Regions from separate parts of the Homo sapiens genome. Here regions 1 and 3 are each linked to region 2. The links are chromatin loops, found by intact Hi-C in ENCODE. Cell type or tissue: transverse colon. All regions are shown on one strand. Region 1 overlaps MACROD1 (mono-ADP ribosylhydrolase 1). Region 2 overlaps MACROD1 (mono-ADP ribosylhydrolase 1). Region 3 overlaps MACROD1 (mono-ADP ribosylhydrolase 1).

Region 1 (2,500 bases), 51 kb before region 2:
GAGCCTGCAGGATATGTCGCGCTGCAGCCAGCACAGTGCTGCTTCAAACTGCCACTTGAGAGCTCCAGCGTGGGGACAGCGTGGGGCCCACTTCACAGCCAGGCTGCCAGGAGACGCTGTGAGAGTGCCCAGACCCTGGAGGCCAGGAGGGGACCAGGGCTGCCCGCCGGCTCCACCACCTGCCTTGGCCAAGGGCCAGCCAAGAGCACTGTGACGGGCAGGCAGGGGGTCGAACAGCCACTGTTCTGCCGACAAAAGCAGGCCAATTTCCTGAAAGAAGAGGTTCCGGCCTTGGCTGGTGGCGCCAGGTTCATCACCCCGAGCTTCCTCTAGGCTGGACACGGTCCCTAATGGGCACGGGCGACGCATTACAGTGAGGTCTGCCAGGTAGAGCTGGCAGGCAAGTGGTCGTTCCTGTCCCCTCTTTTTTTTTTTTGAGACTGAGTCTCGCTGTGCTGCCCAGGATGATGAAGTGCAGTGGTATGATCTCGGCTCACTGCAACCTCCGCCTTCCGGGTTCAAGCAATTCTCTTGCCTCAGCCCACCGAGTAGCTGGGATTACAGGCGCCTGCCATCACGCCCAGCTAATTTTTTTATTTTTAGTAGACACGGGGGTATCAACATGTTGGCCAGGCTGGTCTCGAACTCCTGACCTCAAGTTATCCGCCTGCCTCAGCCTCCCAAAGTGCTGGGATTACAGGCATGAGCCACCGCACCCTACCCTCTCCCCCTTTTGTGCCTAGAGTTGCTCTGTGAAGGGGCAGGCTCTGGCCGCAGTGCCCCTCCCTGAGGGGAAGAGGGCAGGCCTGTGGGGGGCTGCCGTGTCCCCATACCCTCCAAGCACACTGCCAGCTGTGTCCCTTCGAGGGCCTCCCCCGGCAGAGCTGAGAGCCGATGCCTGTCCCTCCGTGAGCTGGGTGCGAGTGGCCCTTGCTGGTCCCCCGCTCACCCACTCTCTCAGCGTCTGGGCCCGGGAGTTCCTGCCTACCCTTGCTGGGAGGAGATTGCAAAGGCACAAGAGCACTCCAGGCGGATGAGAACTCTTCAGGCGCCTGCCTGCTCCTGTCTCCCTGCTGCCCGGGGATGGCGGTGCCCACTGGCAGCTGTTTCTAGGTCCCTGTTGCTCAGCTGCACTGTGAGGACGGCAGCTTCAGCTAGGGAACCCTCCCCCTCTGCAGCATCCTGAGCCTGGCAGAACTGGGCCTCCAGACCCCCCAGAAAGTACAGGGAGGGACTGCTGGGTCCAGTGGGGCAGGTAGGGAGGGGCAGGTGGCTACGGTCTGCGCCCAATTTGGGCTTCTCTGCCAACTCAGCACCAAGGGATGGGTGAACTCCCAGGCCACCTCTGGCCAGAGCTGCCCACATGTGAAGGGAAGGAAGGAAGAAAATAAAGAAGGGGAGATGTCCCGTGGCAAGAGAAGCTCCGTCCTGGGCGAGTGGGCCCCGCACCCCTGAAGTGCCCTGCTCTGGGCGCTGCCTGCTGAGTTTCTCTGATGGCCATCTTGAGGGTGGGCGCTGGCAAAGGCCCAGGCCCGCCGGCCGGGCGGCACAGACTCCTGAAGCCACCCACGGCCTGGCTCGCACACTCTCGCAAATACCCTGAAAGTCTGGGTTTTGTCAGGAGATGGTTTAATTAGCAGAGCGGAGGCTGGGAGGGTTCGCACCACACAAGCAGGCTCTCGCCTCCGCCTCTTCTCACCCTGCTACTCGGGTGCCATGCAGCGGTGCCAAGCCTGGGGGCCCGGAGCGAGTGGGCAGGGAATGGGGTGGGCCCATCTCACAGGGCAGAAGGCACAGCCTCCAGAGGCCTTCCTGCTCCTGCTCAGGCCTGGGGCTGCAGGCTGCAGATCAGGACCAGGCTTGGAGCCCATAGCAAGCCGGCTGTCCATGGCTCTCTTGGTGGTGCTCCTGGGAGCACTCAGCTGCCCTCCAGTGAGGAGAAGGAGGCGGGAACCCACTCAGCACCCAGGCCTGTCTTCAGGGAGTAAAACCTGGGGGCCTCCCAAGTTGGCCCCTTCCCTTCAACCCCTCACTGTATGAGGTCCCTACCCCATGTCCCTGTCCCTGTTCCTGAGGACATGGTCCCAGCTTTTCACTGGTCCTCTCCTGTGCACCTGGGCACCTTCCAGGTCTCCATGCAGCAGCGAGAACACTCTTTCTAAACTGCAAGTCTGGTCACGCTCCTCCATGCCTCGGCACCCTCACAGCCTCCCCCCTGCCCTTGTACAAAGACCAGGCCCCTCAGTGCAGCATTCAGAGCGCCCCTAAGGCCAGGCTCCGGGCCCTGCTTCAGCTCGGATCACGGCCCTCCACTCACTCAGAGCTCTGGGACACTGACCTCTCACTATACCAAGCCCTCCCACCTCCAGTCTTCACATAGGCTGTTCCCTCAGCCTGAAATGTTCTTCCCGTCCCACTCCCAACATGCTGAGCCCATTACTGGAGCGGTCCTAGCCCCCACACGGCAATGCTCTCCCTGCCCCCAGCCTTCTGTCTCCAG
Region 2 (2,500 bases):
GCCTCAGAGTCTGATTTTCTTTCTTTCTTTTTTTTTTTTTGAGATGGAGTCTCACTCTGTTGCCCAGGCTGGAAGGCAGTAACACAATCATGGCTCACTGCAGCCTTGACCTCCCAGGTTCAAGCAATCCTCCTGCCTCAGCCTCCTGGGTTCAAGTGATTCTCCTACCTCAGCCTCCCAAGTAGCTGGGATTACAGGTGCATGCCATCACGCCTGGCTAATTTTTGTATTTTTAGTAGAGATGGGATTTCGCCATGTTGGCCAGGCTAGTCTCGAAACTCCTGACCTCAAGTGATCCGCCTGTCTCAGCCTCCCAAAGTTCTGGGATTACAGGTGTGAGCCATCGTACCTGGCCCAGAATCTGATGTTCTATTATATATATATATATATTTTAGATAGGGTCTCACTCTGTCACCCAGGCTGGAGTGCAGTGGCACAACCATGGCTCACTGCAGCCTCAACCTCCCAGGTTCAAGCAATCCTCCTGCCTCAGCCTCCTGAGTAGCTGGGATTATAGGCACACACCACCATGCCGTATTATTTTTTTTTTTGTAGAGATAGAGTCTCACTATGTTGGCCAGGCTGGTCTCAAACTCCCGAGCTCAAGTGATCCTCTCGTCTCGGCCTCCCACGGTGCTGGGATTACAGGAGTGAGCTACTACGTCCCGCCCAGGGTCCGATTCTCAATGGCCTGACGGAGGTCACAGGCAGATGCCTCTTCAGGGAGGGGAAAGAGTGAGGGGGGCGGGCAGGGGGACACCTGGCAACTGCCCTCTCCAAGGATCCCCAGGGCCCTGCTGAGTGGCAAGAGAGATGCCCACAGCCTGGCTGGAGACCCCTTCAACCCCACAGCTTTTCAGGATGGAGGAGGGTGGGGGGTTGGGAGCTCTCCCCGCCCCCTTTCCCTCACAGCCCTCTCCTAGCTCCCACTGCACCCTTCCCCTCCACATCCCTGCAGCTGGACCCAAGCCCAGGCAGCGACAGCCCCTCCCATATGGCAGCAGGAACAAAGAGAACTGTTCCCCACAACAAAATCCAGAAGCTCCGGCGGGCGGCCAGATCTCAAGCTCCCAGCCCAGTGTGACCCACGGCGTTCTCCATGGGCCACTGACGCCCGCGGGGCCAGCACTGCTCCTGGCTTCAAAAATATAAATTTAAAAATCCCCACCCCAAGATAATTGCTCTCTCCTCTGGCTTATTGTGGTGGCTCCGTGGTAGGCACTGAGAAGCAATTATTCACGGCTAATGATTATAATCAAGTCAAATAGAATTTAATGGACACGTATTCTCTTCCTGCTTGAAACTTTACATATGAATTAAGCACATATGGGTTTCACGAGGCACAGACGCAGATTTATGCAGCCCCGAAAAGCCCTGCCGTTGCCAACGACTTTTATTCCACTAATAAACAGGCTGATATATGGGCTCCTGGGAACTGCAATCTCTGCTGCCCCCTGGTGGGCACAGGGGCTGGGGTGGGAGCCAAGGCCACCCAGGACCCTGGAGGCCTGACCAGTGCCAAAGCCACTTTGAACGCTGGGGTTCCACAAAGCCCTGGACGGCTGAAAGGAGACTCGGGCTCTGTGTGGGAAGCCCGTGTTCAGACCCTGCCTCCGTCATTCCCTGGGATTCCAGGCGGGTACCGGGTCCTCCTGGCTGTGAGAGTCTAGAACAAAAAGATCCCAGGAGAACACACCAAGAGGTGTATGGGTAAACTGAGGCAAGCAGGGGGAGGTGAAAGCTGATCATTTGCAGGAGGTACCATGTCCCTCGGCACCGCTGGGACAGGGGTGATGCCCAGAACGGCGCTGATGACACCAGTTTCAGCACCAGTGCGAGGTGCTGAGCCCCGATTCCCGCCAGGTGCTGAGTGACCGTCATTTGCACGTCACGTGCATCAGCTCCGAGTGCCCCCAGTAACCTGACGGGTGGTTTCTTCACCACCCTCATTTTGCAGAGGAGGAAACAGAGGCCTAGGCAAGGACACAGAGAAGGGGAGTCCACAGAGAAACTCAGCCAGCACTGCCCCAGCCCTGGCCCTGGTGCAAATGGAGCTGGCACTAAACCGCTTCTGATGGAGCTGCTGCATCCAAAACCTGGCGACTCCCAAGGGCACTTAGGAAGCAGTGTTAATCACGCCCACAGCCCGGGTGCAGCCTCCGGAGCGCCCCCATTCCATCTGAACCCATCAACACCCCACCTTGGTCCCTGCACCCTTTCTCCTGGCCCATGTTGCAGCGAACCACCAACCCAAGGGGGACAGAGCTCACAAGATGCCTCATTTTCCCTCCGGCCACTTTGCAGCTCAGCAAGAAGGTACCGCTGCAGTACCTCTCACACGCTTGCCAGTGACTGGCAGGGCTGGAGTACCCACTGGCCTGCCTGACTGCCCCCTCAGCCACAGCCCCAAGGCTCTGCCCTTCTGCTCCAGGCCAGCCCCTCCTGGGCACAGGCAGCAAGAACGCCCTTCTCCCCTAGGCCGCTGTAATGTCTGCCAACC
Region 3 (2,500 bases), 110 kb before region 2:
CAGAGCGGCGGGAGATGGGACGCCCAGCCTTTGGGATTTGGGGTGGGGGTCCCTGAGTCAAGAGCCAAGCACCAGTAGCGGTGGCGCTGGCCCCGCCGCGGGGAGGCGCGGGGTGCGCGGCCGGCGGCTCAGCTCTCCCGAGCCGAGGCTGGAAAGGGCGGGGGCTCAGCTGGAGCTCTAGTCCAAGCCCTCGCTGCACCCCCCAGGGAGGGGGCCTGGCCCGTGGGGGGCGTCAGGCCGGTCATGTGGGTCCCAGCTCCCGCACTCGGGAACCGGAGGAGGGCGCGCGGCCAGGGACAGCCGGCCGGCCTGGGCGCCGCGCTCCCGTCCCCACCAGCCGCGTGAGTCACGGTTGGAGCGAGGTTTTATTTTTAAAACGACTTCAAGGGGGGCATGAGCAGCCTCCAACTTCCCTCCCTGTGCGCGCTGTGGACCGTCAGCCCTGAGCCGGGCGGGGGCTGGGGCCGTACACCTGGCGGCTGGAACGGTGAGACCATGGTGCCTGGGCGGGGGGCGGCGGGCACCCCCCATCCCCCAGCTCTCAAGACAAGGAGGCGGCCCGACCCGGCGGCGCACGCCCCTCCTCGCGGGCACTGGAGACCCCGGGGAGGAAGGCTGGGGAGTGTTGTCGCCCAGCTGCAGGGAACCGTGGTTGATCAGAGCTCCCCGAGGAGGAGAAAGTTGTGGAACAGGGACACCAGGGAGCTGCCACAGCCTTCCCGGTGGCCCCGGGAGGTCTTCGAGGCCCTCCAGGGTGGGCAGTTTTGAGAGAATACAGCCCAGCTGGGGTGTGCCAGGCCCCCGAGGCCCAAGCCAGAGCTCTGATGTGAATAAATACAGCCAAGGCTGGGGACGGAGGTGAGGGGTGACTGAGAACAGCCCTGCCTCACCGCGGCCCCTACGCCCTCGGGTTGGATGGAAACCAGCCCCTCCACATCCCCCTCCCCAGGTGGCTCAGGAGTTAGGAAGGAGGCTGTCTGTGGGGGGGACCCACGATGCCACTGTGGAGGGAGGTGGCTGAGGCACCCTGTCTCTGCCCGGCGGCCGCGGGGGAGGCAGCCGCCGCGCTCAGGGGCTCCAGATTCCAGTTTCTGGAGTTGAAAGCTACTGCATCTCTTCCGCCAGCCCCGGGAGGAGAGGCGCAGACATCACCTGTCAGCTGGTGCTGACTCCGTGGGCGACTGTTCAGGGCTTCCTCAGAAGGTTTAAAATGGAAATGGCCTGAGCTGACAGGGCCCGTGCCTGGGAGGGGACGCTGCCTAGCTGGGCCAGCAGTGAGGGGGCCCTGGTAGGTGTGAGGGGCAGGAAGAGCTGAGGGCTGTCACATATCTGGCTGAAGGGTCGGCCATGGGCACAGGGTGTGTGTGTGTGTGCGCACCCAGTCCCATGTTCTTTCCCAGACACAGAGACTGGATACTCTTCAGTAAAAAGCACCCTGACCCCAGCATGGAGGCTCCGTAGCCCACACCCCCAAGGCAGCTGTGGCCTGCTGGACTTCACCTAGACCTGGGTCTGTGCATCCGCACTCTACCATTTATTGGTCCCTCCACCTCCCTGTGCCTCAGTTTCCCTTGTTGGTAAAATGGGATTGATAGTGCCACCTCCTGAGCCTGAGCCAGGGTGCTGCTTTGTAAGTGCATTTGACGCATGTTGTTAGTGGTCCTGCTCCTGGACTGGAGGATTCTCAAGGGCTGAGGGTATCTGCAGGGACTTCAGAGGGTCGGGGGGTCGGATTTTCCCACCACCAGCCAGTGTGCTGTCACTGGACTTCATCCTCACGCTGGCCCTCAGTGGCAGCGCCCTGTGTCCCCTCCTCCCCATCTCCGAGGCCTCCCATGAAAGCCCCTGGGAGGTCCGCCCAGCTGTTTCTAAGGAGGTGATGGGGAGGGGGTGCTGCCATCCCACTGGTCACCCACTGCCAGAGGTGTACAGACTTAGCTCTGTAGAGATTCATGCCTGGTGGCTGAGCCTGTGTCGCATTCACTGGGTGACCCTGGGCCTGCAGCCTCCCCTCTGGGACCGGCTTCCTTGCCTGCGCAGGGGTTTACAGCAGTTGTCCCACAGAGAGGATGTCTGGGTGTTCTGCGTGTGGGTGCAGGGAAGGGCAGTGCACACATGAGCAGGTGGCATCTGTGCTTGCTTCGAAGTTAGCTGAGAGGACTAGGGCTCCAGGTGGCCTTGACCCTGCGGGTGTTGAGGGACGGAGAGGTGGGTGTAGAGCCCAGAGGCCAGCACGGGGGCAGCTGTCAAGTGGCTGCTCTGGTGCAGGGGGAGGATGAGGCCTCCAGGATCTAGCTGGGCACAGCCACCTCTGCCCAGTCATGGGGCTAGCAGCCCCCTCCCCAGCCAGCCAGACATCCCCAGAATCAGGGCTGGACATGGCCTGATCTCAGAGATGGGGCCTGTATGGGACTGTGTGGGTCTGGCTGTGCTGGCCCTTCTGCTCTAGAGTCTGGAAATGATATCAACCACCTAGTCATCCCTGTTGATTGTGTTCCTG

Evidence for each region. Peaks named below come from ENCODE experiments on the same cell type or tissue, not always from the same donor. Only the 100,000 strongest peaks of a DNase experiment are listed, where the experiment ranks them.
Region 1: it touches region 2 in a loop (2.7-fold over the local background); 21 of 110 quality-filtered maps call a loop at or near these places.
Region 3: it touches region 2 in a loop (4-fold over the local background); 22 of 110 quality-filtered maps call a loop at or near these places.

What each region holds. Positions count from the first base shown.
Region 1 is chr11:64,095,995-64,098,494 of GRCh38, forward strand. The region is part of intron 3 of MACROD1 (mono-ADP ribosylhydrolase 1); the gene reads right to left. The region is part of intron 1 of FLRT1 (fibronectin leucine rich transmembrane protein 1); the gene reads left to right. Among named protein-coding and RNA genes, the nearest start is that of FLRT1, 61 kb to the left of the region's middle. In transverse colon, no CTCF peak of the experiment used is centred here; no DNase peak of the experiment used is centred here; H3K27ac peaks cover 2,500 bases.
Region 2 is chr11:64,147,369-64,149,868 of GRCh38, forward strand. The region is part of intron 3 of MACROD1 (mono-ADP ribosylhydrolase 1); the gene reads right to left. Among named protein-coding and RNA genes, the nearest start is that of MACROD1, 17 kb to the right of the region's middle. In transverse colon, CTCF peaks have their summits at 1,463 (motif pointing left) and 1,675; DNase peaks (open chromatin) are centred at 1,022 and 1,428; H3K4me3 peaks cover 324 bases; H3K27ac peaks cover 1,193 bases.
Region 3 is chr11:64,036,289-64,038,788 of GRCh38, forward strand. All of the region lies in intron 3 of MACROD1 (mono-ADP ribosylhydrolase 1), which reads right to left. The region is part of intron 1 of FLRT1 (fibronectin leucine rich transmembrane protein 1); the gene reads left to right. Among named protein-coding and RNA genes, the nearest start is that of FLRT1, 1.6 kb to the left of the region's middle. RefSeq lists enhancers at 1-585, 586-1,487. In transverse colon, no CTCF peak of the experiment used is centred here; no DNase peak of the experiment used is centred here; H3K4me3 peaks cover 894 bases; H3K27ac peaks cover 1,107 bases; H3K27me3 peaks cover 2,371 bases.